3 separate regions of the Mus musculus genome follow, and all the other regions are linked to region 3. The links are chromatin loops, found by intact Hi-C in ENCODE. Cell type or tissue: left cerebral cortex. All regions are shown on one strand. Links, peaks and the distances in the headings refer to the core of each region. The heading gives the core; the rest is flanking DNA.

The links. A loop is a pair of places that touch in the nucleus more often than their neighbours do. Peaks named below come from ENCODE experiments on the same cell type or tissue, not always from the same donor. Only the 100,000 strongest peaks of a DNase experiment are listed, where the experiment ranks them.
Region 1: a loop joins it to region 3, with 2.4 times the contacts of the local background. A loop is called at or near these places in 3 of 42 quality-filtered maps.
Region 2: a loop joins it to region 3, with 1.9 times the contacts of the local background. A loop is called at or near these places in 2 of 42 quality-filtered maps.

Annotation. Positions count from the first base shown.
Region 1 is chrX:140,851,064-140,861,725 of GRCm38, reverse strand. No RefSeq gene overlaps it. Among named protein-coding and RNA genes, the nearest start is that of Tex13b, 43 kb to the right of the region's middle. In left cerebral cortex, for the core only: a CTCF peak has its summit at 4,106 (motif pointing right); DNase peaks (open chromatin) are centred at 4,084 and 4,479.
Region 2 is chrX:140,826,161-140,836,822 of GRCm38, reverse strand. No RefSeq gene overlaps it. Among named protein-coding and RNA genes, the nearest start is that of Tex13b, 18 kb to the right of the region's middle. In left cerebral cortex, for the core only: no CTCF peak of the experiment used is centred there; DNase peaks (open chromatin) are centred at 1,814 and 4,931.
Region 3 is chrX:140,655,715-140,666,376 of GRCm38, reverse strand. It overlaps Mid2 (midline 2), which reads right to left and starts at 1,421. Exons shown (of 10, transcript NM_001358366.1): 1 at 1,099-1,421. The coding sequence starts at 1,102. In left cerebral cortex, for the core only: a CTCF peak has its summit at 8,177 (motif pointing left); a DNase peak (open chromatin) is centred at 5,555; H3K4me3 peaks cover 95 bases; H3K27ac peaks cover 29 bases.

The DNA.
Region 1 (10,662 bases), core at 996-8,995, 200 kb before region 3:
TGAACTAACTAATTCTAGAAATTGCCTTTTCTCTATTGGATATGTTCAAGTTCATTCTATGCTTCCTGGTCCTGTCAACAAAGGTAAGGATAAATTTAATTCCTTAACAAAATCTTACACCATCAAATCATCACAGGACTCAGAAAAACTGCTCCTGAATTCCTGTAGAGCTGCCCACTCTTGGGAATTAACCCCTGATAAGCCTATGTCCTTGTGATTTTTTTTATTTTTTATATTATTTATTAGGTATTTTCCTCACTTACATTCCCAATGCTATCCCAAAAGTCCCCCATACCCCCGCCCCACTCCCCTACCCAACCACTCCCACTTTTTGGCTCTGGCGTTCCCCTGTACTGGGGCATATAAAGTTTGCAAGTCCAATGGGCCTCTCTTTCCAGTGATGGCCGACTAGGCCATCTTTTGATACATATGCAGCTAGAGTCAAGAGCTCCGGGGTACTGGTTAGTTCATAATGTTGTTCCACCTATAGGGTTGCAGATCCCTTTAGCTCCTTGGGTACTTTCTCTAGCTCCTCCATTGGGGGCGCTGTGATCCATCCATTAGCTGACTGTGATCATCCATTTCTGTGTTTGTTAGGCCCTGGCATAGTCTTACAAGAGACAGATACATCTGGGTCCTTTGATTTAAGGCAGACAAACCTTACACAGGTCCTGTCTTTTGGAAATTTAGCCTTTTTTCTTGTATGTATGGGCACTTATTTCTCATTGCTATTTATGCCTTGGCCTAACCTGAGAAAGCTTTCAAAGATACAATAAAGCATTTGTTTTACTATCTTATAACTGTGGGATGCCATAGGCTTAAGAACAAACAACGCCTTGTTTATACTTCAAAAGCCTTTCAAAATTGGTATTTGACTATTAATTTCTCACACTCCACCGATGTTCCCTATAGTCCACAGGGACAAATTATTATGGAATGAGTTGATCAGATCTTAAAAGACTTCTAAATTTTTAAAATGGAGATTATAATTACTCTTCTTATCATTTCAAGCCTCTAATAAGATAAAAGACCTATTACCTAGATAATAAAAAAGCTGGATTTTTTTTCCAGGAGAATCTCTGTTTGTATATTCCCACAGGATTCTGTAGATGTCAGGACAGAGACTTCTATACATGTCACTTCCTTCATGTGCATTTCATCCATCAATATCTGCAGGTTAGCCTAGAGAATGGAGCTAGGCTCTGGTTTTGTTGGGGGGCAACTTGGAAACTAATGCTAGGTATCAGCCTGTTAGTTTACCTGAGTTCAAACTTAGGTCAGGTTCTCTAAAATGGAGTCTGAACTTAAAAGCATTGGCCTCTCATCCCCCACCCACCCCTTTCTAGAAGGCCCAATCATGGAACTTCCTGAAGCTTCATTAAAACTGTAACAGGGCTATGTCGTTGTGATGTCCCTGATGCATGGGTAGGAGCCCATCAGTGGGAGATAGGAAGGAGTCTTGAGGCTGAATTCTCCTCCTGCTAGCCTGGGTCTTCAACTGCAAATGGATGTGTGATGGATCCACACTGTAATTCAAAACTTCAAAAGGGGTGAGTCCCATCTGGTATGGGGAGTTCTGTATTCTATAAAGGATCAAAGGGAGAGTCACCCAGTTACTATCAGTCTCTAAGGTCAATTTAGTTAAGGTATCCTTTGGGGTTTTGTTTTTCTTTTCCACCTATCCTGAACTCTGGGGTCTGTAAGCACAATGAAATTTCCAATCAATCCCCTGAATATTAGCTAATCTCTAACTTACCTGGACACAAATGTAGGTCCATTGTCTGACCCTATAAACTTAGAAAAAGCATAACTTTGAAGAATTTCTTTTACTGGTTTCTTTGCACAGTGTCATGTTTAATTGGGAAAGGCTCAGTCCATCCTGAAAAGGTATCTATAAACACCAGCAATTATTTGTATCTGAGTTTTTTTGGTTTTATCTCTATGAAGGCCATTTTCTGATAGACTCTTGGCTTGGTGCTCCAGTATTGAGTATTGGGGTCCTTTTCATTGGTAACTGCACTAGCCAATTGACGGGCCTTACAGTCTTTAACAATTTCAACTATTATTGAATTGGCATCTCTAATTCTGATGTGGGACCAGCAGACTAAGTCCTGCAATCATTGGGATCCAATGTGGGAGGAACCATAGATCTTTTTCAGTATGCGCAGACCCATTTTCTCTGGTACAATTAGTTTGTAGTCAGCTGTCCTCTGTCATCTCTTATGACACTGAGAAATGGGCAGGTTTTTGATCCAGATCAAAACCTCTGTCTGATCAGAGAGTATGGGGTCTCCTGGGTCTAGTGCAATCAAGGTCATGAGGGGCCCAATTTCTAGTGGCCACCCACTGGACTGTCTTGTTGCCCTCTGGGATGGAGTTTAGTCTTTTCTTCTGCCATCAGAATGCCTCTCTCCCTATAAATAGCCCCATGGAAATGAGCAGAAGCAAAGACACACCAACCATCTGTGTCTCTTGTCTTTTCTCAGCTCTAAAGCCTTGGTCAGAGCTTCCAGTCCAGCTTTCTTGGCTGACATTTCTGCCAGGAGTAGCTCTGCACATATTACCTCAGTGTTTGAGTCCACTGCTACCACAGCACACCTCTGTCCATCCAGAATGAGGCTGGTGCCATTGGTGAACCATGTGACCTCTGCATCCATCTGAGCATCCATGCAGAGGCCCATCAATCGAGGTCAGGGTCAGGCAGCTGAAAAGTTATCCTGGGGACATTCAAGAAGAGAGGCTGGTAATGAGTCCTTCTGGCATCATCTTTAACCAGGAGGTCACGGCTGCACTGATGTGTAAACAGGGAGGGGGGAGCTTCTGGCAATTGGTGACACATTGGCCATTGGCTGATGCCAGGGCCCTGAGTCTGAACATGCATCCCCCAGGTCTAGGGAGGTCACCTGTAGTTGACAGAGTAAGGCCGTCTTATAGGAGGCTCAATACTCTAAATTATTTTAGGGCCCCTAAGAGGTCTTGTGTTTTTGTTTTGTTTCTGTTGCTGCTGGGAAGTCATTTATAAATTGATGAAGAGACTTTGTCTTCAGGTTTTAGCAAGACAGAATGTTGAACATTATTAATTATCAACAAAAATCTGGTGGGTTTCTCTTTTACTTTTAAGGTTACCCTGGGCTTGGGGAGGGGGAACTTTTGACTTTAAGAACCCCCCATTATCTCCTTCTTCTGAGGTTATCTGTTTTAGACATCTCTTACAGTTTTCTGGTTTGGCCTTGGCTGCCAACAGGATCTTTGCCAGGTCTCAAATCTGTTGCTTCTGTCCTCTCATCTGCTTCTCTTCCATTAAATATTCTCTCTGCCACTATCAGTAAGTCCTCAGATTCTTTTCTCCTAACCTCTCAACCCTCTGGGGTTTTTGTTTTTTGTTTTAATAACCTGTGCTGCCTGATTAATAAAAGATAGAGCGACTGCCACCTTTGCTTCTGGTGATTCAGGGTCCATGGGTGTGTACTGTCAAACTGCCTCCATGACCCTCTCTAAAATATCTGTAGGGCTTTCATTTTCTCCCTGCCTAATGTCATACATTCTGGCCAAATTTGTGAGCCAGCTTGCAGCCACCTTGAGACCTGTCAGCAGAGCCCGACAGTAGACCAAGAGCTTCCTCTTACCTTCAAATGTGTTAAAATCCCAGTCTGGTTGAGTTAGGGGAAGTCAAGCATATTGGGGAGGACCCCCCCCCATGGGGCCAGGAACCAGCTTCTTGGCCTCTGCTGTGGTGAAGGGAACCTGTAGAATGTGATAGAGGTAGCCTTTCTCATGTTAATAAGTCCATCAAAGTCACCTTGTCAAAGTCATGGCTCCCAGACACATCTGTCCTAACTATAAATTGGCCATAGAACAAATTCAAGGTCAGAAAGATGTGGCACCATTTAGAATCAATGAACAAAAGAAGGCATAACCAGAAACAAAAACCAAGAACAGAAAAAGATACAGCCCAAAGTAACAAGAACCAACCAGAAGGTGGAGCTCACAGGAGAATGTGGTATACCACTCAGAATCAGTGAACAGAGACAGCCAGCAACAAAAACCAAAACCAGAAAGAAAAGAAAAAAAAAAAAATACAGCCTGTAATAACAAAAACCAACCAGAAGGTGGCGCTCACAGAAGATAGATGTGGTACCACTCAGAATCTGTGAACAGAGGCAGCCAACAACAAAAAAACACAACCAGAAAATGATACAGCCCGCAGTAACAAGAACCAACAAGAAGGTGACACTCACACATATGACAACAGGTAGTACTTCACAGATGTTTACTCAGACCTGGAAAATTTACCATGGCAACATAAGTCATTTATCTTTACACAAGTTTTTGTTTCTACCTGTAGATCTCACAGAAAGCTTCTAACATTCAGACAAATTAGCCGGCACACAAATCACAAGCTTTTGCGCCACTGTGCAAGGACTGGCCTGTTGAGACCACATAGAAAGCTTCTGACACTCAGATTCCTCAGCGCAGCACAAACCTAGAAGAATTACCATGGCAACACAAGCCACCAGCTTCCACACAAATACATCATCTCAGGACAGCTGGAAGAGTTACCACGTTTACCTGACACAAGCTTGCTTCCATTCTGCTGTGCAGATCTCACACAGAAAGCTCAGATACTTCAGCTCTCAGACGGAAAAGGCAGGAAGATTAACACAGTGTTACAAATATAAAAACACAAATACCTAGACTTCAAGACCTTCCAGATCATGGGGAACTTCCTGGCCAATGCACCAAAATGTAGTGCCAGGGAAATGTGATCTGCAAAAACACAGACAGGAGCCAATCTGATGCAACTCACAGCAGGGTCTTTATTCTACTGGAGCTATCAGCCCCTCCCCCCCACACACACACCAGCACACCAATGTCATGCAGGATGGTTTTGATGGTGGGGAAGCCCCAAATATCTATGGGGCAAGGCTTTATAGTAAACAACAAGCAAGGAGTATGTGTGGAAGCATCTAATTGGTGAGCTACTATAGCCTTAATGTAACTGGCTGGTGCTGGTAGTCAAATCATAAACTTAATTTCTGCTCCCCTCTGCATTGGTGGTCATTAGGCAGGGAGTGGGCTTTTAACCTGGGGTGCAGGATTATTAGGGGAATAACCTGGAGACACTGGTCTTGTTGAGGGTATAACTTGGAGACACTGGTTTTGTTGGGGATTTGCCTAGAGACTGGAGCTGGGTTTTGTTGGGGGCAACTTGGAAACTAATGCTAGGTACCAGCCTGTTAGTTTACCTGAGTTCAAACTTAGGTCAGGTTCTCTAAAACGGAGTCTGAACTTAAAAGATTTGGCTTCTAAATCCCAAAATGTTCCCTTGGCATTGATTACTCAAGCAAAAATTGATCAAGGCTGGGGGATGTCAGGGAGAGGGGAACCTGATCTGGTATTGTGAGGGAAAAGGACTGAAGCCCTGAGGGGCAGCAGAAAGCATGGAAACAGGCAACCTTGGGAGGTAGGAGGTGGGGGGACCCTCCAGAATGCACCAGAGACCTGGAAGGTGAGAGACTCACAGGATTCAAAGGGAGGGACCTTAGATGAAATGCCTGATGGTAGAGAGAGGGAACTTATAGAGTCACCTCCAACAGGAAGACAGGACATCAAATGAGGGATGGGTTTGCCATTCCAGTCACATCTCTTACCCATAATTGTTCCTGTCTGAAAGAATTACAGGGATGGAGAGGAGTCTGAGGAAAAGAAGGTCCAGCAACAGGCTCAAAAGTGGGATCCAGCTTAAAGAGAGGTCCCAAGGCCTGACACCATTACTGAGGCTATGGAACACTCACAAAAACGGACCTATCATGACTGCCCTCCAAAAGACCCAACAAGCAGCTGAAAGAGTCAGTTGCAGATATTTGCACCCAACCAATGAACAGAAGCTGCTGACCCCTGTGGTTGAATTAGGGAAAGCAGGAAAAAGCTGAGGAGAAGGGTGACCCTGTAGGAGGACCAGCAGTCTCAATTTATCTGGACCCCTGAGATCTCTCAAACACTGGACCTGGCAGCATACACCAGCTGATATGAGGCCCCCAACATGCATACAGCAGAGGACTGTCTTTGATCAGTCAGAGATAATGTACCTAACCTTCAAGAGACTGAAGGCCCCAGGGAGTTAAGACGTCTGGGGGGGGGAGGATAGGGGATGGGGGTGTCAGCATCCTCGTGGAGACAGAGGGTGGGGAGAAGGTATGGGATGTGGAACAGTCAGAGGGTGGATGGGGGAATAAAATCTGGAGAAGAAAGAGAGAGAGAGAGAGAGAGAGAGAGAGAGAGAGAGAAGGAAGGAAGGAAGGAAAGAGAGAGAGAGAGAGAGAGAGAGAGAGAGAGAGAGAGGAAGGAAGGAAGGAAGGAAGGAAGGAAGGAAGGAAGGAAGGAAGGAAGAAAGAAAGAAAGAAAGAAAGAAAGAAAGAAAGAAAGAAAGAAAGAAAGAAAGAAAGAAAGAAAGAGGGGGAGGGAGGGAGGGAGGAAAAGAGACAAATAGGAAGAAAAAATTAATCAAGGTTTTACAGATGGAGTTAATGTCTTAGAGTCATCCTCTACATAAGGACTCAGACTAAAAATATTAAGACACTTTAATCACTTCATGTCATGCCAATCATAAATGGATTTATGTTGTTACTCCTATTATTGGACCAGAGATGTCCTAAAAGCAAATACCAGGACATCTGTGGGGTGTCTAAAATAATTTACAGATTGCTATTAAGACAGAAACTTTACATTTTCAGATTAATACCAGGAGCTAGTTTTCTAGTTCAGCTAAAATTTTTAAAGTAATTTCATATGGAGTTTCCTTATAAATTTAGAGATTATTTTGCTTCTTTCATCATCACATATCTAGGGTAAGCTGTAAAATGGAGAGATTCACGTTTCGTTTTATTTTATTTGAAGGGAGGGGATGTCAGGAGCCATCTAGAATAGGCCAAGGCTAGCAGGTGGCCTTCCTGGCAGTGTCCCACCATTTTTGCACAGTCTATGATGGCAAGGTTCCAAAGAGACTTCATCTCAGGATTGCTTCCTGAAACTGATATGCCTTTCCTGTCGTTATTAAATTAATATAATATTCCCTGGGCACTAGCCCACCCTATTGCTTTCCTACAGATCAATGTAAAGATGAACCTTCATGAATTAATGCTGTTAAGATGAATTAATGATTCTGTAGAATTCCTGATTTGATTCAAATAATTTGAGGAAGAATGGTTTTAGAGATGGGTGGTCTTAGTTGGCTTGTTACAAAAGATGTAATAAAGTTAGAATCAATAATATAATGTGCCCACTTCTAATAATAGTAAGGCTGCATAAATAGAAATATGAGCTTTCATAATCACACTAACAGGGGAAATAGACTTGGGATAAAATTGTGTTCAAAGGTAAACATTAGATCCTAGAATATAGCTACAAGTATACACTACGATAAAGCAATGCCATGTAAAAACTGTTACTTTGAACTTATAATGAACATATAGAATGATACACTGATTTGAACTTAATATTAACATCCTTCTGTAACACCCACCCATTCCCACACACATCCCCCTTCCCTGGGGCATCACGTCTCTACAGTATTAGGGGCTTCCTCTCCCACTGAGGCCAGACAAGGCAGTCTTCTGCTACATATGTGCCAGGGGTGGGGGTGGGGGGGAGTGGAATAGCTCATGTATGCTCTTTGGTTTGTGGCTTAGTGTCTGCGAGCTCCCAGGGGTCCAGCTTAGTTGATACTGTTTTATCTCTGAGGTAGTTTTCTAAAGAACTTTTTACCTAAAAAGGTATAAAAAGATTAGAGAAAGGAAATACAGTTGTTGGTTGGTTTGGCTTGGGGAGCTCTGCCTCATTCATTTATCCATCCATCCATCCAAATGTATATGTGTGTTTGTCTATAAGTATATGTGGATGTATACATACGTATATATGTAAGCATGCATGAATACTTGTGGAGTTGACTGTGACAGATGACCAGGCCCAGCCAGAGTGTGGAGATATGTGTCTGTGCATATTTGACTGTATAAAGCATTTGGATTCTTTTGTTTTCCTTTTTCTCTGGTTCACAAGGAGTTAAGTATGTAAGCCTCTGAAGGGCTTCCTAAGGGCTGGCTATCATAAGGAGCATTAGCAATAAATCCTTTACTGAATTCCCACTGCTAAACAGCATATTAATCACCAGATATTAGCACTTATTTAAACAGAAGTAAGAAAGAGTTAAGTTTTTAGCACAGAATAGTAACAAAGAGTTGTTTCCCTGGCACTTAATGAAACGCGGAACAGTAATAGTTTTCAGCGCTTAATGAAGTACAGAACAATACTTGAGAATGATAAAATAGGGATACAGCATTTAATAAAGCACAGAGATTCGTAAAGAAAAACGAAGCCACAGAGAGTTAAAGAGAAAAGAAGCCAGCAGTTTTCAGCCACAGAATAAGCAAGAGGGTGCTAAGTCTACAGAAGCCATCAGCAAGCATTCAGTATAATTAGAGAGCTAGAAGGCCAGAGACCATCAGTCTTTAAATCTAAGTCCAACCCTGTGTCTCACTTCAAACCATTCCAGGCCAGGTTGGCTCCCAGCATTTCTTCAAGGCCAAAGGCCTACAGAGCCAGGGCATTACAGGCGTGTACTGTCTCATGTGTTGGAACATGTCCACAGTGAAAAGTGAGCACAATTTGTTCCAAATCAAGACTGCAATGAAGTCACAGGAGATATCAGGGGGAAACAAAGCCAGAATCTCCCTGGATACATTTTACATTTGATTTTAAATTAACTTTGGTTATTGTGTGTCCACAAGTCTTTTATTGTTGGCAAGTTGTTTGTGACCCCCCTCATTCAGTTACATGAAACTATGTGGAATGACAACCCACAGTACAAGAAGGCAGATCATGTGGGTTAAAAATGTGGCCCCGTGTACTGCCCGCCACAGGGCTAGAGCTACTTATGGAGTTAGATGCAGGAAGTTTGACTGTGCACCCCATGCTGCCGGGTGTTGGGCTATGAGAAGCCACAGAGCCCTGCTCCGGGAGTTCAGCGCTGCCGATGAATGCCATGGAAGAGCTGAAAATGGAGCAGTGGGGCCTGGAGGCAGGCTCTGGCCCAGAGAGAACTCTGGCTGGATACTGTGGGGAGGAGAGTCCTTAGCTTGGTCGGGAGGGTGGCTTGGTGGCAAGTGGCTTGGCTCAGCTGGAAGCCATAACTAGGAATGCAGAGAAACCTCCTGGTGGGAGGTTAGACATGCACCTCTTTAGGGGAAAACCTGCTCCATTGCTCCAGCATGGCAGATCCCAATGAGTCTAAGAGGCAGTCCATGGTTTTAAAGCATTTATGGTAGAAAGACAGAGAGAGGGAGAGAGTAGGGATGTAGAGGGCGGCCATGGCCACATGGTGGGAAAGAGGGAAGGTGGAGAGACAGGGAGCAAGAGGGCAAGAGAGAGAGGTAAAAGAGTAATAGAGTAAGAGCAAGAGGGCAAGAGAGAGGAGGGGGCAAACAGCTCTTTTTATAGTGTGCTGGGCCTACCTGTCTGTTGCCAGATAACTGTAGGGGTGTAGTCTGGACAACCTACATGACTGAAGTCCACAGAATTATGGAGCTGGGACCTCGTGTCAGGAATCTAGTATCTGGGAGCATGGCAAACACCTTGCAAATTAATCTGCTGGGTCTCCGGAGTTTAAAGCTAGCTCGTATGCCTTTCACGTTCCCACAGGACCCTAAGACACTAACTCCTCCATTGTTCACCTTCATGACTTAAGGTAAGGATACACTGCCTTCCAAGCCAGTCTTCAATGGTTCTCTAGTATGTGTTTAATAATCCGTTTTCGCCGGGAGTGGTGGCACACGCCTTTAATCCCAGCACTAGGCAGAGGCAGAGGCAGGGGCAGGGGCAGAGGGGCAGGGGCAGAGGGGCAGGGGCAGAGGGGCAGGGGCAGAGGGGCAGGGGCAGAGGGGCGGGGCAGAGGGGCAGGGGCAGAGGGGCAGGGGCAGAGGGGCGGGGCAGAGGGGCAGGGGCAGAGGGGCAGAGGCAGAGGCAGAGAGATGGATTTCTGAGTTCGAGGCCAGCCTGGTCTACAGAGTGAGTTCCAGGACAGCCAGGGCTATACAGAGAAACCCTGTCTTGAAACAAAACAAAACAAAACAAACCCGCAATCATTTTTCAGGGGAAGAGGACAGAATCTCCGTTTTGTATTCTGTTTGATAATTTACTATCATACCTACTCTCATTATGACCAATTTCAAGCCACCAATGAAACCTGGTTGAAACTTTAATTAAAGAGGAGCTATGGAGATGGCTTAGTGGATAAGATGCTTGCTATGCAAGGAAAAAGTACAAGATATCATATCTCCAGCACCCACATGGAAGCCCGTCTGTAGTTCTACCACTCTGGAAATAGAGACAGAACAGCGAACTCTTGTTTCAAGGGAGGGATCATGCCTATATAAGGTTGAAAGTAACCTGGGCTTCCACAAATGTTCACGTGCATATGCATATGCACCCTCTCACACACATGAATGAACATCACATACACATGCATGACAAAATAGTTACCTTCGGAGTAATGAAGGGTAAAAGATACTTAAATAATTAGGCAGTGATGAAGTTGAATATTATCTAAATTTTAACACAATTTATTTCATTATAACTTTGTAGTATATTTTATTAATCGCTGTTGAATAA
Region 2 (10,662 bases), core at 782-8,781, 170 kb before region 3:
CCTGGGATAGACCAGGCAGCCCATGGGGCCCCCACCTGTTCTCAGCTCTTCCATGGTGTCTAGCGATGTCCTGTGATGCCCAAGAGCTAGAACCTGTTATCCCTGGCTTCCGTGAGGCACAAGGACCCCGGACTACTCCTCTCCACCACTGTGGACTGGGGTTCCATGGCTTCCCACATCCAGATGCCCACCTGGTTCCCCGTGTCTGCCCACCCATAGCCCCAGAGCTCTGGCGGGCCATGGCTCATCTCTCCCACCCCCTTTATTTTCCCACGACCAGCGCCCCACAGTGGGAGCTATCCCAAAAGCTGTTGCCTGTATGTGGGATATGGTCCTCTAGCTGAGCTGCCTTGTCTGGCCTCAGTGGGAGAGGAAGTGCCTAGCCTGGCAGAGACTTGATGTACAGGGAGGGCACTCACTCAGAGTAGAAGGGGGATGGGGGAAGGATTGGGCAAAGGATTGGGGGAGGGGCTGACCAGGAAGCAGTGAGCAGGCTGTGGGGGGGAGAGAAAGAGAGAGAGAGCAAAACCATCTAAAGTGGAAGCTTAGGGATTCTTTGGAAAGTAGTTGTATTAGAAGGTGTTTTGCTGGGGCAAACGCATGAAGGAGTGGTTTCCTGAAGTGGACAGAAGTGAAAGACTAAGGCAGACTCATGAAGAAATGTTTCGCTGAAGCAGACACAGGACGAAGGATGTTCTACTAAAGCAAGCATGTGAAAGGACACGTGATGAAGGAGTCTTGCTGCTTCCTTGGACTCAGGCTGATGGACAGAGTGATGTCAACTGAGACATGAGACAGAGCACATGCTGAGGCAAGACCCAGGGAAGACATGTGATGTTTGGAGGGAGTATAAACAGGACTTGACAGACAGTGACAGCCTGAGCTAGGCTTGCCTATAGAGCTAGTTGTACAGTACTTGTTTGTCTCATGTTTTAGCTGATCTTCGCTTCACTGAAAGAGGCACAGCCGAGAAATTCTGGTGTTCCTCCCTGGTCCCTCCTGCTGAGTAGTGTGGAGGCTGAGGCCTGGCTGTCTCTGCTAGGTCACGCCACCAATGTTAATTTGTGTTTGCTATCCTGACTCAACTGAACTGAACTGCTGATGTATCCATAAAGTATTTGCGAGTGGATTGAACTGCTGCCACTAACCTGTGAACTGAACTGCCAATTTCCAGACAATACAGATGGTAGTTGCTCCAAAGAACCTTTCGAAACAGGCCCACTTCCCTTGTATCCTTTCTTTTCTACTACCTCTGGTGGGTGGTAGGCTACAAAGGAGGTTAAAGCGTAAAGAACCATCATTAAAAATAGGTTTTGAAAAAATTAACAAGTTACAACCATCTACCTGTTGTTCATATGAAACACATCTCAGCTTTAAAGATAGATGCCGCCTTAGAATAAAAGGATAGATGAAAGTACTTCATTCAATGGGAACAGGTATCAAGGGGAAATTGCTATCCTAATATATGACAAAATAGACATGAAACGAAAAAGAATGTGAAGGAATAAAGGAAGATGCTTCATTTTAATCCTGGGAACAGTTAACCAAGAAAAGAGTACTATCCTAAACATATATACATCAAACTGCGGTGTGCCCGTTTTCCAAGAAAAAAAAAAGTACTACTGGATATAAAGACACAGATAAACAAGAATCCATTAATAGTAGGTGATTTCAATACCCAACTTCTTCCAGTAAGCAGGTCATGTGAATATACAAAAGCAGAGAACCATCAGGATTAACTGCCATTCTACATCACACAGACTTAACAGATATCCACAGAATATTTCACCCAAATGCTATGAATACACATCCTACTCTGGACCACATGGAAGCTTTTCTAAAATAGGCCACATTCTGGGACACACACACAAAAAAACCTTCTTTATTCTCACTCCTTGTATCCTATCTTGTCATAATGGAGAAAAAAAAAACTAAAAATGACAAGAAAGAAACCTCTACTAAATACATAATAATACTGAAAGAGTAATTAAAAAAAAAAACAAGTCTAAGGCTAGATGGATTCACATAAGAATTCTACAAGACTTCCAAAGAAAATCTACAGTGAATCCTCCTTAAACTATTCAAAACAATAGAAGCAGACAGAGCCATTCCCATGCTTCTATGAAGCCAGCATCAGTATAATACCCAAACCACATAAAGACACCACCACCACCACCACCACCACCACCACCACCACCACCACGACAACAACAACAACAACAACAACAACAACAACAACAGAAAAGTACAGGCCAATGACCCTGATGAATGTAATTTTTAAAATGCTTAAAATATTTCCACACAGAATCAGGCATACATCAAAAAGATTATATACCATGAACAAGTTGGCTTTCTACCTGAAATACAGGGGTGATTCAACACAGTCAAATGGATAAATGTAATAAATTACACAAATGGACTTAAAGAGTCTAATGGGGAAGGGGGCAACTGAACACACACACACACACACACACACACACACACACACACACACACACACATGCTCATTATTGGAGCTCCTCTACAGCCATTCATTCTAAGTTTAACAGTATTTACAGAACAGTGAGTGTTCTTCTGTCTGCTGACCAAGACATATGGAATCATGGAGGGTAGGTAAGCGGACTTTCTGTCTAGCTGTGGAAGTAAAGTTGTCCCCACCTTCAGTCAGTTTTGAAAAGGTAGGCTGAAGAAAAGCTTCAAAATATGCACTACTCTAAGAGGCCATGAAAGGAAGAGGTGGGGGGGGGGGGCTGAAATTGCACTCAGAACTCTGTTAATGTGCTCTACTTACCAGACACCATATATGGATGGCATCCTGGCTATCTCCCCAGGCCCATTTGCCAGCACACACTCTGCTTTATACTTCCATGTTCCAGTAATATCACAGTCTTGTAATCATCCAAACTGCCATCGTCAAGTACCACAAACCATGACAATTATTTTCCAGGTATTGTTATTCAGGCTACGTCCTAAACTTGGACTAGCCTTCTCCATCTTTACCTAACTACAGCTCTGAGATTCAACTGAGGTGACTCTTTTTTCTACAAGTTTATTATGATCACCTCAGACAGGTCCTGTGAGACCTTGAGACTATTTCACACATTATTCAGTTTATTTGCCTTTCTGCCCTGGGACCACTGGCCTCAGAAGTACACAGATGATGTCTGATATCTTATTCATGTTCTCAGAGTTCTTGGCATAATTGTTTATCAAGATATATTCAATAAATCCTTGGGGAGTGACTTAAGGTGAACTTTGTCATTATGAGGACACAATATCTTCTTTTCCCTTAACCTTGTAAACATCCAGTCTTTTAACATTTTTGTAAACATCCAATCTTTTATTAACAATTTCCCTAATTTTATTCTTTATTGTTTTTTGATAATTTCATATGTGAGCATAATATATTTTTGTCATATCTTCCTCCTTCACTCTTCCAACTCTCTCCATACTTCCACCCCCTCTCAAATTCATGCTCTCATTCTCTATTTCATATATGTGTATGTGGGGTTGAGTAGTTGGGCATGGGTAGCCTATCTGAGGGCTTATCCTCTCAGAAGTAAACTGTCCCCCAGCAGTCTTTGACTCCTGTATATCTTCAACCAGACATAGGCCTTATAGAGAGAGCTTCCCCCATTCTTGCTGGAATGTTACCTAATACCTAATCCTTCTGGTGTTCGAGCCAGGACCTCACTATGAAGCCTAGGCTGGGCTTGAACTTGCAATCTTCCTGCCTGAGTTTCTGAATGCTGTGACTACAGATGTGAGCCACTTTGTTCAGTTTACATAAATGGTTACTATTTACTGAACATTATCTGTCTTCTTGTCTTTCTCCTAGATACCGTGATTACTAACTGACCTCGTATACCTACTTCTTATGATTTGTGCTAGAATATTTATAGAGCAAAATACAGTTTAAGGAATAAGATTCAGTTTCTGGCAAGCAGCTCATAGAAACTACCTCTCTTTCAGTTTTTCCAATTTTCACAGAACACCCTTCCTTCTAGGAGGTACACCTAGACTGACTCCAGCCTAACTTTTTTAAGTAATCCATATCTTTCTTTCATCTATTTTGATAATGATGTATTTTTCTACTGATTTCAGCTCTGTCATATGAATTCTAATGATCAAGATTGATTTGAGATCAGAAAATTATAGCTACTCTGTGTGATCATTTTGTATTCAATGATATTGCACCCTGCTATGACCTTGTTGTATGTTGATTATAAAAGTCTAAAAGTTGGCCTGAAAATACAGTATAAGCATGCTAGTTAAAAGATGAAGCACAAGTGAATTGGGAAATGGTGGGACAATTTACATGGAAACACACAATAGCATCCCATCCCAACAAAACAACTCCTTGCTCTTATTTAGAACCTTTAGTGTGGCACACATGCTGGTGGGTGACACCACTGTGGTGCTACTCCACATTTAAAGAAGCACAGTACAGTTCCCCTCAGTACAGGGGAACGCCAGGGCCAAGAAGTGGGAGTGGCTGGGTAGGGGAGTGGGGGTGGGTATGGGGGACTTTTGGGATAGCATTGGAAATGTAAATGAAGAAAATACCTAATTAAAAAAAGGCAATCCCCCACCCCCCAAAAAAAGAAGAAGCATTAAGATGTGTATCAGTTAAGTTTATGTCAATCATGACAATAAAGGTCCCATTGACATATTTTGGAGAATAATACTATGAAAGTCCCTACCCCTCAAGACTTAATCATGCTTTGCATAAGTCCCTCTGGTTGATTGGTAATAAGTACTCCTGTGAGCTTTTGAAACCAAACGACATCACTTTGCAAGCAGAGAAGCAGTTTCTGTTGCAGTTTGTAATCAGCTCTTTATGCAGAGTTCAGTTCTGCTTCAGTCTACCAAATTGGCTTTGGACTGTGGGATTTTCACAACTAAGATTTTACTTTCCATTACGTGTTCCAGTTCTGAATACCAAACACAAATGGCCGCCTGGCCACTGGTTAGCTGCCAACAGAACATAGTTGTACTGTAATTAAGAATTCCTTTGTGTGCATATCTGCCTGCTGAGCTGGCAGATGGACACTGACCACAGAAGGTGGAGACCTCCACCCCTTGAAATCTTCCCATTACAGTTTCATCGCCCTGGAGTTTCAAAGATACTCCAAATGTTCTCATTAGCACACCAGTGGGCATGAGACATAGAAATGCACCCGGCTTAATATGTGGCATCTCCTATGCGCTAAGGGTACATCCAGTAGGGACATTTACAATTGAGTTCTCTATTCAATAATCCTCACGTTGACTTCAAGTAGTCTGTAAGCAGCATTATCTCCATTTAATAGTCAAGGATACTGAAGCTTAGAGAGATTAAGTTATGGTGATCATACACATGATTGAGCCAAACCTAGCACCTAGGTCCTGTGTTCTTTCCCTTCTATAATGTTTTTCTTAGCAATGAGATACAAGCTGCCTGTTATCTGCCTCTGCTCCTGTGTTTACATCCAAGAGGACAAAGGGTTTTATGGGTAATTGTATTTACCATTTTGCCTAGGTTTGGCCTATCCTCAGTTTTCCTCTTTAAAACAAACACTGCAGCTGTTTCTGACTAAATCCAAAATGCCCATATTGAACCCTTCTTTCCCATTTTGCCCAAAACAGTGACTTAATAGACTACGTCAACTTTACACATTGGACAAATCCGTGCACCACACAGCATCCGTATTTGAAAATCCTTGAAGGCATTTTCACGCCCAGGAGTATTAGGTTCTTACCTCTGTTGAGGACACAGGCATGAGCACCACTACATGCATCTTAAGATGACACTATGACAACCTGTAAAGAGATTCAGGAAAGAAATCAACTTCACTAGGCATGATGCTATATATTTTAATCCAGCACTCAGAAAAAAAGAGGCAAGAAGATTGATGCATGTACAAAGCTAGCCTGGTATATGTGGCAAGGTCATTTCAACCCACTACCACAATCCTAGAGGGAAAAGGAAGTTAATTTTATCCCACATTCCTCATTGGCTATCCCTTTCATACATAGCCTTGAACAAAAGCTTCCTAAACACAGACTCTCCTAGTACTTACCACAAGGTCTGTAGTTTGCAGCAAAGGTGTTTCAATCCTTTACCTGGGACCTGTATACCCTTGTCACCTAAAGCATTATCATTGAGGTCAGGGCCTCTAAGATGTTGATTGCTGTAGAATGCAATGCACAATTCCTGACTCCAGTGACAGATGTGCAATACAAAGAAGGGTGTCATCATCTCACCTGCTCCAGGAAACTTTAGCACTCATTTAGAAAAGCACAACAGGAAATCCAAGTGACCATGTGAAAAAGATCCCTTGGATACAGAAAATGTGGTGCATTTACACAATGGAATACTACTCAGTTATTAAAAATAATAACTTCATGAAATTCACAGGCAAACAATTAGAAAATATCATTATGAGTGAGGTGACTCAATCACAAAGGAACACACACGGTATATACTCACTGATAAGTGGATATCAGCCCAAAAGTTCGGAATGCCTAAGATTCAATTCACAGACCATATGAAGCCTAAGAACAAGGAAGACAAAATATGGATGCTTCAGTGCTTTTTAGATGGGTGAACAAAATACATACAGGAGGAAATATGTGTGGAGCAGAGACTGCAGGAAAGGCCATTCAGAGACTGCCTCACCTGGGGATTCATCCCATATATAGCCACCAAAGCCAGACATTGTTGTGGATGCCGGGAAGTGCTTGCTGATAGAAGCCTGATATGGCTGTCTCCTGAGAGGCTCTGCCAGAACCTGACAAATACAGAGGTTCACAGCCAACCATTGGACTGAGCTCAAGGGTCCCCAATGGAAGAGTTGGAGAAGGGGCTGAAGGAGCTGAGTGGGTTTGCAGCCTCATGGAGGGAGCAACAGTGTCAACGGGCCAGGTTCCCCAGAACTCCCAAGGACTGGACCACCAACCAAAGAATACACATGGAGAGACCCATGGTGCTGGCCACATATGTGGCAGAAAATGGCCTTGTTGGACATCAGTGGGAGGAGAGACCCTCGGGACTGAGGGTGTTTGATGCCCCAGTGTAGGGGAATGCCAGAGCAGGAGAACAGGAGTGGGTGGGTGAGGGAGCACCCTCATAGAGGCAAGAGGAGGGGGAATGGGATAGGGGGTTTCCTAAGGGGAGACCTGGAAAGGGGGAAACATTTAAAATGTAAATAAAGAAAGTATCTGAGAGAGAGAGAGAGAGAGAGAGAGAGAGAGAGAGAGAGAGAGAGAGAGAGAGAGAGAGAGAGAGATCCCTTGGGCCAGCAGAAATTCAAGAAAAGGGACATTTCATTCCATCTATATTAACTCATTCTTCATATTTTTCTTCCTTCGAGATTCAGTTAGCTGGACAAAAAATAATACTTAATTTTAGGGGTTAGAGTAACGTCATCAACTCTCTCCATACCTACAACTCATGACATTCAGGTCAGATTCCTTAACTGACAGTCAGGCTATTTTAATCCTTCACATAACAATTTTAGTCCCAAATCTCCACTTTTATTATGAACTAGCAGCAGTCTTATCAGGCTCTGGGTAGAGCTAAGGAGAGGGGACAACAGCTGCAGAGAGGGGACACTCAGAAAATCTAAAGGAATGGCAAGATGAGTCGGCTCTTAAGATTCCTAAAGGTTAAAGCCCAGGAAAGACAAGGGCAAGAACATACAAAAGATTCTCAGTGATGTCCTTTGCATGCAGTAGACTTTCACAAATGCAGGACTCCTGTGTCCCCTAGGACACTACCAAAAATAAATAGTTATTTTAAAGTTCAAGAGTTCTAACCAGGTAGCAAGTTCAAGCTAATCAGAGAAAATGAGAAAAGCAGTCATTTGAGCTATTTAGGATTTCTGTGGACATTCTATCAATATTCTTGCTTCCTTTCTTGAGTTCCAGCTCCTACCTCACCTTCCCAGAGAAGCCCCTCCTGAGGTCTCCAGCACAAAAGGGCTTTATCACCTTCCTTGGTTCAGCTGATGTTTGTTATCTAAGTGTCCCTAAGGGCAGCATTGTAATCTGAAGAACTTGTCATAACATCATTCATATCTTATCCCATATCTAGCATACATAGCAATTCTTTTATTATTATCACTATTGTATTTTTATTATTTAAAACAATTTAAAATTAAAATGTATTTTATCATATTCTTCCCTTCCCCAAAGTAAAGTGGAAATTTCTGGTTCCTTTGGAGACAAAGTTAGGTTATAATGATGCTTTGCTGGGACAGACAAATGAAAGAATGTTTTGCTAAAGCAGACACATCACAGAATGTTTTGCTGAAGTCGACATAGATGAAAGGATCTTTTGCTGTAGCAAACATGTAAAGGACGCATGATATTCAGAAGGAATATAAATCTGACCCCACAGATAGTGGGAGCTCAAATGTTGGTTTGCTTTGCTCCTCCCCTCTAGTCTTCACTGGCGACACGCATGTATTGGTTCACCTTACATTGCATTGCTGAGCTTTGCTTGTGGTCACTTCATAGAGAAAAATTCACCAAAGGACTTCTCGTGAGGTTCCTGCAGCTTCTTGTCATTTCTGATTGGCACGCCTCATAGTTTCTTCAGGATTAAACTGCCCTTGCTGATTCATGTGTGATGTCTTCCAAGGAAACTGGACTGTTGTTGCTGATTCATGTTTGGTGTTTGCTACTGGACTGGGCTGAGAACAACAAAGATTGGAATCTCCTCAAAAAATTATTTGTAAACAGGTTCACTTCCCCCCCTCCCCCGCCCCATATCCTAATTACCTTCCATTTCTTTTCTACTACCTCTCTGTATGGTAGGCTAGAGAGGATATTGAACCCTTATTAAAGTACTTTGTGAAAAATGTATGCCTGCAACCAAATTGTTCCAGATTCTCTCCCCCTCCCTATTTATACAAGTTTTTCTTCCTCAAAAAAAAAAAAAACAAACAAACAAAAACCCAATAAAATGACAAAACACCCTCAAAACCAAGAAAATAAAATAAAATCACATTAAAAAATAAATAACAAATTACAATAAAATAAAAGCACAAAAACTGTGGAGTCCAATTATATGTTGGCCAACTACTATTTCTGAACACAATGCCTATGCTAGAGTAGTTGTTATACCCAGTTTTAACTCTATTGGACAAAAGTGACCTTCCTTCTCCCAGCAGGTATAGTTTGCTTGTTAATGTTCAGTGGTGCTGGACAAATTGGATGGCTTTATATATAGAAAACTCAAAACAGATCCATACTTATCACTCTGTACAAAAATTAACTCTAAATGGATCAAAGACTTCAACATAAAACCAGACACACTGAACCCAATAGAAAAGAATATAGGAAATAGCCTTGAACTCATACAGGAAATGACTTTATGAACTAAACACCAGTAGCACAGGCCCTAAGACACAAAATGAGACCTCATGAAACTGAAAAGAATCTTCACAGAAAAGGACACTGTCATTTGAACAAACTGGCAGCCTACAGAATGAGAAAATTCTTTCACATCTGATAGAAGGCTAATATCCAAAGTATATATATATATATATAAAAACCTCCAAGAAACTAGACATCGAGAAAACAAATAACTCAATTAAAAAATGGGTACAGATCTAAACAGATAATTCTCAAAATAGGAAAACCAAATGGCTGAGAAACATTTAAAGAAAGTTCAACATCTTTAGCCATCAAGGAAATCAAATTAAAGTACTTTGAGAGTTGATCTTACACTTCTCAGAATGGATAAGATCAACAAAACAAGTTCATACTGGCAAGGATGTAGAGTAAGGGGTACATCCCTTCATTGCTAATGGGAATACAAACTCAAACAGCCATTTAAAAATCAGGAAGATAGAAATCAAGCTACCTCAAGATCTACCTATACCACTCTTCGGCATATACCCAAAGGATGCTTCATTCTACCACAGAAACACTTGCTTAACTATGTTCACTGCTACTATATTCATAATAGTCAGAGACTAGAAACAACCTGGATGCCTCTCAACAGAAAAATGGATAAAGAAAATATGCTACATTTACACAGTGGTGTATTACTCAGCTATTATTTAAAAATGAAATCATAAAATTTGCAGGAAAAATTGATGGAACTAGAAAAATCACATGGTATGTATTCCTTTATATGTAGACATTAAATGTAAAGACAATGATAACCATGCTACAATCAATAGAACCACAGATGGTAGGGGCTAGAAGGAACAGATCTTGTTAGGAAAGAATAAGAGAATAGAGAGCTATGGAGAGATGGGGGATTTCTAATATGGAAAGATCAAGTGGAGAGGGGAAGGAAGAGGAGGAGGAAGGAGGGAATGTGAGGAAGGACAGCTAAAACTGAGGGGGCATTTCAGAGGTAGTAGTATAAAAATCTAATACAGAAGAAACATTCTAAAATATATGCATATAAAAAGACAATCTAAATGAAATCTCCAAATAATGGAGGAAACAGAATCCCAACTGCATATCTCTTATCAAATGTAGCTACTTTTACGTAGTTAGTATATGTGTAGGGTAGATTTTGGAATCCCATCCTCAGTGTAATGTAGGATTAAATTGTTCTCATCCCTAATTTTAATACTGGTCCTTAAATGCTTTAACCTCCCTTCTAGCCCACCACACATCAAAGATAGTAGAAAAGAAAGGTTATTAATATACAGGGTT
Region 3 (10,662 bases), core at 1,716-9,715:
TATTACAGTTTCCAATGTCTTGCTTCATAAATACTCCTCCTTAGAGACAGACACACAACTAATGCCATTCAGCAGCCCCACCCTCCAAAATCTTCAAAAAAAATCAAAGTGATTGAAAAGCAAGAAGCCGCATTGCACAGGTTGACAGAGAAAAGCTGAGAGTGCAGGAACTCTGGTGGGAGATGTGGGGGCTTGAATAGAGACAGTACCTAAGGAGTGTGGAAGAGTGGGGAAAGTGAAGAGTCCAACAATCCCTGGATCCTAATTTCCTCCTCTAAATCGAAATGCCTCCTAAATAAATAAATACTATGCTGCACGTGAAGTGCGAAACAACCCAAGCCAGCTCATAACCAGTAATGTTCCAGTAATTTTTATGAGCCCGGAATGGAAAAGGCTCCCCTGTCCCTGCTTCAGTCGCAGTGTGTCCTATGGACACACTCAAGTTTTTCCCTCTCCACCCCCCCCCCCCCCACGGGGCTGCTTTCACAGCTAGGCCAGAAATAAAGAACCACCCAGACAGAGACCTGAAGATCGTTTCCCCAGCAGGGAGGAAAAGGGGAGGGAGAATTAAGTTTCTCCCGGGGTTCCCGCTCGCAGGGTGTCCACAGAATCTCAGGCTGCTGCGCCAGCACCACTGAGCCAACCGCCGACCTCGGGGCGCCGCCCGGGCCGAGGACGCCGTGGATTTCGGGAGCGTGGGAAGGCGGCTGCGCCCTTTCCCAGACTTGCGCCTAGGCGCCACGAGAGCTGAGCCGCTCCACTGCTTTCTCCCTGCTCGGCCTGGCCAAGCGGGAGGCCTCGGGCCGGTCCCCAGCCTGGGATCTAGGAGTGCAAACTCCTTCCCAGGAGGGCAGCGGCAGGAGCTCGGGTCACAACAGTGTGACAGACAACCGGGGCCCTGCCATTGCCGCCAGGACCCCGTCTCCCCCCTCTTGCCGCCCCCCCCCCCAAGCCCAAGTGTCCTCGGCCAGTTCCAGCCCCGGCGGCACCTGAAGAGCAGCAGGAGCCAGCCAGGGCCAAGCCCGGCGCGGGCGGCGACACTAGCCACCCCACCACCACCACCATCCCCCCGGGCCTCGGCGAGGGGACGCGTTTTACCCATATTGTTCCCGGGTGCCAGCCATCTCCTACGCGCGCCGGGGAGCGCCGGGCGCTCGCCGGCCTCCGCAGCAAGCTGGCTCGGGCTCCCGTGCAAGCTCCCGGGCCGCTGTCGCTGCTGCCGCCGCCGCCGCCGCCACCACCACTCTAGGCCGCCGCCCGCCTTCGCCGCTGCGGCCGCCGCCGCCGCCGCGCAACAGCCGGGATCCGCCAGCCCGCGCGCCCCACGGGGGACAGCACGGAGACCGCGACGTTCCCGCGTCTAGGTCTCCCGGGCTAAACTTAAAGAGTTTTCGCCTCTCGGTCCAGAGGCAGCACCATGACACCACCGCAGCACCACACTGTCATTTCCGCCGCAGCAGAGGGAAAAAAAAGGCAATCCCTTCGAAAGGAGGGTGGAGTGGGGGCAAGCAGAGCCGAGGCTGACACCCTACGGGAGCACGGGGAGGGGCCGGGCAGAAGGGGCGCTGGGCCACCTTCCTAGGCTCACCTTCCGCCGCCCCCGCCACTCCCAACTCCCCGTGCCCCTCCTCTGGAGGCGCGCTTACATGTTTTCTCCCCTGGCAGGAGTGACCAGAGAAACCCGAGCAAGCAAAGGCAGTGGGTGGGTGGGGTTCAGATTACTACTGTACCTACCAGCTGATTCCAGCAGCCTTTTCTCCAGCACCCTGTCATCTTGATGGAAGACACAGGGAGAAGGGGCCTGAGCAGGCGCGCACGAGCGTGTGTGTGTGTGTGTGTGTGTGTGTGTGTGTGTGTGTGTGTGTGTTTGCGCGTCCACGACCGGGTGGTGTGTGTGAAGCGCAGAAGGAAGACTGTGGCCAAACTCTTCACCCACCTACCTCCCTTCTACATCCACAAACCCCCAGATGAGAGCAAGGAGAAGGCTGTTGCACTCGCCAATGAAAAGAGTGTGCCTGGATCCTCCTCACAGGTCCTACTGGTGAAGCTGTTGTATGCAAAGTTAACTAGAGAGTAAAACAAAAATAGTGGAGGAGACAGAGAAGGGCAGACAATTGAAGGAAACCCAACCCCTTTTTCTTTTGACAAAGGGAGAATGGCAATGTTCTATTGGACTTGGGCACAAGTTGTTCAGGTGGATTAAAGCCACTAAAAGTGTATGGGGTAAGGTTTCTTTTGCACCTTCAGATCCTTGACCAATACAAAAGGGTCACTGCCAAGAGGACAATGAGGCAGATGCTAGCCATCCAGAATACAATGTCCCTAATAAGATCCATTTGGAAGCCAGGAGCCTCCCATTGGTCTGGATACAGCCTGTCTTTTAACCTATCACTGGCTCAAAGACTACCACCTCCCCCCAACACACACACACACACACACACACACACACACACACACACACTTAAAAGGTAGATGAGAGAAGGAAGCCACCTCAGAGGATATTCTTTCTAGCTCCACTCAAAATGAGGAAGGAATAAAGCAATCCGAAACAGCCCCTCTCACATGGGCCTCCCATTACTGTGCTTGGGAACAAATCCAGAAAAAAAAATGAAGGTAGATGGGTGTGTCTTATCAGGGAACCAATAGCAGTCAGCCAACAGCACTGTTAAACAAACCTGCTAGAGAACACTGGAGTGGAAATGAAGGGAAAAACCCAACCACATTACCTAAAAGGAAGTACAGCACCAAGAGATGTAAAAGTTAATGTGTCATATCCAAAGCACAGACAACAAGAGCAAAACCAAACAAATGAGACTACATAGCACCAACACCTACACAGCAGAGTACACAACCGACACATTGGGAATGGGAGAAAATGTTTTAAAACCATATATGCATGATAAGGACTTACTGTCTAGAATATGTGTTTTAAAAGGGGCAGAGAACTTAAATGGGTATTTTTCAAAAATAGAAAAATAGCAGATAATAAGATATTTAATGTGACTAATCATCAGGAAAATGGGAAATAAAACAGTGGAGATGTGTTGTATTTGGTTAACAGGATTATACTGTATTCTTGGACAAGGTCAGATGGGTAAATTCTCTACCATAGGACCTTTGACTCAATAAAACACTTGATTTCTTTTAAGTTCATGAGTCAGAAATCTGCTGATTTGCTGGGCAAATTCACCACACAAATATTAGAAATAATTATATATGTATATTTTATGTGTGTGCATCTATATTTACATTTATTTGGAGTCAGTCTGCCTGCGGAGAGACCCAGGTTGTTTAGTAACTAGGAAACTAAGGGCGATACGTCTAGTAGTGTGAAAAGGGACGTAGGGATATTTGTGGACAAATAAGTATTCTCAGTAAAGATACCTCTAAAGTTGATTGCACTGGTTATCTGGAGGACAGGAATAGGAAGGAAACAATGTTAACTTTCTGCTACTGTGATGAAAATCTGAGAAACTACTTAGGAGGAAAGATTTATTTTGGATTATGATTTCAGAGTTTTCAGTCTGTAGTCACTGGTCCTATTGATTCTGATGCTATGGGGAAGCAGAACACCATGATGGGACTGTAAAGGAACTTGCCTCACAGTAAGGAGGGAGGAGAGGGGAGGACGGGGAGGAGGAGGGGGTGGGAATAGGAGTTCAGAGTCCCAGTATACCATTCAAGGGCACATACCTAAGGGCCTACTTCCTATAACCAAGTCCCAGCTCCTAGTTTCCACCACCTCCCAATAGTCCTTTAAACCATGAATGCATCAGTGGACAAGTCAGTTGATGAGGTTAAAGCCTTTGTGATTCAGTTCATTCCCAAAGGACCCGCTTGGAACACCCACTGGTACAGAGTGGGCAAGTTGGCCTTCAACACATAAGCTTTTGCTGGGACATTTCAAACCCAAACCATGACAGGTAAGCATCCAGCACTGTATATGTTGTTTTGCATTTCTCAAATATTTTATTGACCTCTTAGAAACAAATTTAAAGGGTAAGGAGCATTGAGATAGGAAGTAGAATGGAGGATGCTAGGGACCAGTGGGAGAAGGAAATGAAACATCCTTTAAAGCGTACATGGTTTCTGTCTTGGATTTTTGAAATTTTTCTAGAAATAATTTGTTTTGTGAATGTATTTAATGCTACTGAATTGAACACTAAAAAGTGGTTAAAGTGTCAAAGTGTATGTTGTTAAAAAGTGAAAGATAGAAGTAGCACACTGGACAACTATAGATTATTCCACCTGTGGAAGATAGATCTTCGAGCCTGGTAACACCTTGTACACGATTCAAACCTAGAACTGAGATTAGTTTGTATGGAGATCTTTCAATAACTGCATATTGTGCGTTAAGAATGTTTTATGGATAGGGCATGGTGGTATATGCCTTTAGTCCTAGCACTAGAGAGGCAAAGACAGGTGGATCTGAGTTTGACGCTAGCCTGGTCTACAGAGTGAGTTCCAAGACAGTCAGGAATGCACAGAGAAACCCTGTCTTGAACACTAAAATTAAACAAAAAAAAAAGGAAAGCTTTTTGATAGTTTAGTTTAAAACAAAACAAAAGGTATGACTACAAAAAGAATGAGTCACAAATTGAAGTGAGAACTCAGTTGCACTACAGTCTCACTTGGTAAGATCCCCCACAGTGCAGTGAAGACTATTCTAGAACATAACGGAGTGACCACTTTCATTAGGGTGTACCTGAACAAAGCTAGCTCCATCTTGGTGGAGCTAACAGTAAAGGAGGTTTGATTTTAATGGCTTTTCTCACCCATTAGAAATGATCCCACCCTTTGTATTTTAGTCCATCTCCCCTGCACCTGAGTTTCCAGTGCTTCAGAGTCTCTGGCTTAAGAGAGCCCTGCACAAAATACCCAACCCTGCCTCTCCTCCCTAGGGAATGTTCTGGACCTTTCCTTTCCCCTCCTCACGACTTAACAGCTGCTGGGTTCCTTTTACAAAGGACCTTGCTAAGTGATTAAGGAATTCAATCAACTAACTCAAGCTAAATGTTAATAGCTTCATTTGTCTCTCTATTAGGAGATAATATTTTAATTTTAACAGAGGCCTTCAATGTATTAATTCAAAGGAATGACTAATGGCTTGTGTGGGTGGGAGTGGGGGATGGGGAGATTTTGCTAATCACATCACATAAGCAGCTGCTTTGAAAATATCCCCACTTTCAACGGTTTTATGCAAATTGCTCACTGTAAATTTATTAAAGTAAATGTTTTGTATCTGGCATGAGATGCAAAATTGGCTGGGAGTATGTGATGAAATTATTTGTTTATAATTATTTAATGGTTACCTTTGTATATAACATATGTTGATCCTATTAACAAAATAAATCTGGGCCCATAAAAAAAATTGTTTGACAGATTCAGCTGGAGGTGTTTAATTGAATTAGTCTGAAGCTGACTCACCACACCACAGGCCTGCAGTATGAAAGGGACAGCTCATCGGGCTATTTTTTTTCCAACTGAGAATGTAAGGGGGAGGGAGTGGCTGCAGATACTTTCTTCAGAGAACAGCACAGAGGCCAGTCTGTTCCACAAGGGAAAAAAAAATCACAGAAGGCTGATTTTGTTGTACAAGAACATCATTGCTTCTGCAGAAGGGGACCTTATACTGCTCTCAAAAGAAGCAGCTACTTGTCTGAAATCCAGAGGTTGACCAAAAGCTTCTCTAAGCAAGCAGCTCTTAACAGGATGGTGAGAAGAAAAGCACTTTCGGCACAGTCTTGTCAATAGGACACTGTTCTAAAACTCCAGTGGTAAATGCACTCCACAGTCTGCTTGAAAGAGAGTGGTTCAAAATAATTATGTTCCTACTGTGGAGAAATAGCATGTGCCTGGTGCATTTTATTCTTTCATTTCCACTCTGCTACCGTTTTCATGTTTTATAACTTTTCTGAGTTGTTCTAATAAACATGTATGTTTGCTCTCTGCATTGCATTGGTCCTAGAGGTTTAATGTGCCATCAGGGCCAATCTAAATCTTACCACCGACCAGGTCTTCCCAATCAACAGTGTCGGTTACTTACTGTCTGGCTTCCACAACAACACACCTTTCCTGGTTTTCCTACCACCTCACTACATGTTCCTCAGGTTCTGTTGTTTCTTCCTCCTGTTTTTCTATCCCTGAAGACTGTATCCCACAGAGCTCAGGTCTGGACTCCCCTTTCCATAAATAGTCACTTCAGTGGGAGACCCTCTAGTCCTATGATTTCCAGTGTGATCCATATACTGATGGATCCCAGTGTGATTCATATACCCAGTTTTATTTCCCCATCTCAGATCTCTTCCTTGGGTCCAAGCTCTCACATGAATCTCAGTGCTTTCCGGCTCCAGTTGCCTGCCTAATAGGCAATGTTAAGAATATGGCCAAAAAGGACCTCTCACTTTCTATGCCCATTCCATTTCATTTAGTGGTATCACCCAGCTACCTAAAACAGACTCTGGCATGCCATCCTAGACACTTTCCATGCCCCAGCGCCCAACATCTAACTGGTAATCTAGTCAGGTTTTCATTTTCCCACTTCTGGCCCATGATCCTTTCAAAATGGAAATCTAATCATTTAAAACCTCAACCCCTGCTACAAACTCTGTCTCCTCTCATTGCCATTAAAAGAAATTGCAAATTGCAAAAGGTATAGCAGACCTGGCAGTAGCCATTCTCTGCCAAACTCTCCAACTTCATCTTATACAACTCCCATCCTTGCCCACAATAATCCAAGCACAATGGCCTTCTAATACCCTTGAAAAGACACACGGAGGCTGGTGAGATGCCCTTCCAAAGGTCCTGAGTTCAAATCCCCAGTAACCACATGGTGGCTCACAACCACCTGTAATGAGACCTGATGCCCTCTTCTGGGATGTCTGAAGACAGCTACAGTGTACTTACATATAATAAATAAATAAATCTTAAAAAAAAAAAAGACAAGACACACCACTCTTAGACACCCCCAAGAACATCACATGCTCTTACCTCTCTTTCAAATTGTACTTCCTCCCACTCTCCATAAGTCTGTCCAATGTCTTCTCTTAGATTACAGAGCACCTGATCAGATAATCCTTTCTGATCACCCCACCTAAAGTAGCACCATCTCCAGCACCCTAGTCCTTTTTATTTTGGAAACTTATCACCAGATATAAAACAACACATATGTTTATTTTATGCCCTCATATATTCATGCACAAACACAAATATGCATTCCATGAGAGTGAGAGTTTTGCCTATCTATCACTGGTCTATCTCCAACACATCAAACAGTACCTGGATCATAAGTGCTAAGTTTTGCCACATAATATAAGTAAATTGATGAAAGACTATGGTCCAGAGATGACCTTTGCAACCTGAGCTAGATCTACCCTAACTTTCAATCCATAGTGAGAATATGGAGAGACTCTTTTGGCAGAACTAGTACAGTCATAACAGGCTCGTGGTGGGAGGCCAGACACATGACTCAGAGCCTCAAATGCAGATATTCTAATTACTAAATTGGCTCTGTAATAAACTCTACCGCCCCTTAAGATATGAACTGATATTTTGGGGGGTGGAAGGATTTGGTCAAACACGTGTAAGAAAAAAAAATGCTACAGACTAACTCAGTGACTCATGGCACATATTAGCATTTGAAGACTCTAAGAAGTTCTGTCAGAAATAAAATCTATTTGTCCTTTGTGTAATATTTCCCCCCAACATGTTTGACCATGAAACATTTATAGTCTATCCACTGGTTACCATATCACAGGGGGATAGCAAAGTAGTCCATAGTATAATGCTTATTTAATATGTGTAAGACACTGAATCCCATCTCTAACACCACAGTAAAACACATCTTACAATATCCAACCTTGAAAGAACAGTTTTTGGAAGCACTGTCATATAGATAAAAGAGGAGTGTGTGTGTGTGTGTGTGTGTGTGTGTGCTGGATATTGATCAACATTAAATTAAGATCTAATCTTAATTTATTAACACTAATAAATTTATTAATACTAATCAAAAGATTCACTTGTGAAATGAAGTAGAGCGGGGTGCAAATTTAAAATGAGGTAATGAGGGGGCTGGAGAGATGGTTGAGCAGTTAAGAACACTGCTGCTCTTCCAGAGGTCCTAAATTCAATTCCCAGAACCTGTATGGCAGCTCACAACCTTCTATAGGATCCGATGCCCTCTTCTGGTCTGCAAATGTACATGCAAACTAAACATGGATAGCCATAAAATAAATATTTAAAACGAGGCAAAAATTGAAGACAGCAATCCTGTTAATATAGACCTATTAAGAGTAAAGTGACCTACAGTAAGTGAACAGAGTTGCTCTGAATTCAAAGAAGTATTCCCAGGTAACTGACAATCTGCAAAAAATGAATGAGTTGGTAAGATGCTTGTCATGCAAGTATGACGTCTTGAATTTGATCTCTGGACCCACATAGAATCTGGACAAGGTGGCATATGCTTCTAATCCCAGTATGGGAAAGGTAGGGACAGGTGGGTCCCTGGGGATTTACTGGCCAGCCAGCCTAGCCTAATCCGGATCCAAAGTTTCTACTGAGACTCTTATCTTAAAAATAATAAGGTGGATGGTTCATGAAAACTAACATCTAAGGTTTAAGTAACTAGCCTCCACGTGGATGCATGTATACACATGTACATATATACCTGAATACACATTAACATGCATACACACATGAATACACATGGATATCCATGATACACTGATCCTTAGGAATACATAAAGCAGAGAATGGTATTAATACTAAATTAAAACACTAAAGATGAGCAGCTATTATAAGGAAAGGGGGTGATAAGGCTAAATACTGCCTGTTTTTAATCACAGCATGCAAGAATCAAGGTCAGGCAGTTCTCCATGAGTTTGAAGCTAGCCTGTCTACACAAAAGTTGAAGACCAACCAGGGATACATAGTGAGACCCTGTCTAACAAAAACTAGTAGGACAGGGGGAACATCACATACACATATATGTACATGTGTATACATGCATCCACGTGGAGGCTAGTTACTTAAACCTTAGATGTTAGTTTTCATGAATTTGCAAAGCAATGGTCAGTGGAATAAAAGTTGGCTTGAAGTCAAGACACATTGTTATTGCTCTTACCCATCTCAGTATGTCTTTTAGGTCTTTGAGCACTCTACATTGGCCCATGATTATAGCCTCTGTATGTGATGTTCCCTCTGCCTAGAACAGAGATAACCAAACCTTTTTTTCTGAAGTAGGCATATGGAAATATTTCAGGCTTTCTGAGACATACTACCTCTATCTCAACTACTCAGCTCTGCAATGACTCCATAAGTAACATCAGCAATACATAAACAACAACACTTTACTTTCAGAAAGAAAATGTGGCAGATTTGGACCAAGTAATAAAGTTGTTTAATATGAATCAAACAATACAAATATCTTCATATGACTAATCCTTTTTAATCAGAATTTAACATAAATGTTATTGTCTAAGATGTCACTATCTAAAGCAGCTACACACTGATTTGCTTTCAGTACTTTGAAATCTAGCTATTTTAATTATTTTTATTGTTCCTATCCTAAAATGTTACTTTCTTGGTTGTTGATTTTTCCAACCTCCCCCACACACCAAAATAATAAGGAACATTTATTAAGCTTTTTTTGTATATTTGGCACTGATCTGAACACTCACCATGCATTAAGTTCTTAAATCTGTACAATAACCTATTGACAATAATCCCTAATTGACTCGTTTTGTGGATGAGGAAATGAAAACTGAATCATTGAGTAATTTATTCTCAGTCAATTTATTCTCAGCTGAGTGATGGTTCCAGGATTTACACCCTGGCCCCCAAACAGTGTGCTACACCGAATCTCAATGATAAGCTCCCCAGGGCATGTATCCTGTCTGTCTTGTTTAGTGATGGCTATTGTACAACGCCTAGCATCTGGTAAATGGTCAATGTCAGTGCAATAAAAACTCTAAGATTCTCTATTAAATGGATTCAGTATTCAAGAAACTTGAAATTTGATTTCTTTTTGATGAGGCTACTATATGAGACAAGAGAAAAGAAGTGCAATGTTGTATGTTGTGGTTTGAATGAGAATATCCAAAGTGAAATGCCTAGTTCTTTAATACCACCTCCTCAATTACTGACATCATCTGTTATTTCCACGCTGGAAACCTACAAGCCAATTTTGCTCCCAATCTGCTTTCATTCTCCCCTTATCTGAACACGTACCCCATATCAAATTATTGTAATGCTCAAAATTTATCACATATCTGGTGACTATAATCATCCTTTTGGTTTCTTTCCTAGTTTTGTATCTATTCCATTCTCAGCACTCCTTCCAGAAATACTCTTTAGTTTATTTATTCTTTGTGAGGTGTGTGTGTGTGTGTGTGTGTGTGTGTGTATGTGTGTGATGTATGTGTGGAATTACATGTATGTAGAGGTCAAAGAACTCCTTTCGGAAGTCAGTTCTTTCCTTCCTCTTCCTCTATGGAACTGAACTCGGGACAGTAGATTTTCATGGCTAATGCTTTTATCAATAGAGTCATCTCACTGAGTGTAGAATTAGCCTTTCATAAATGAAAATTTGAGAATGAGGTATGATGGCACAAGCCTATTATATGACCACTGAGTAGGCTGGGGCAGGAGATAGTGAGTTTGAGG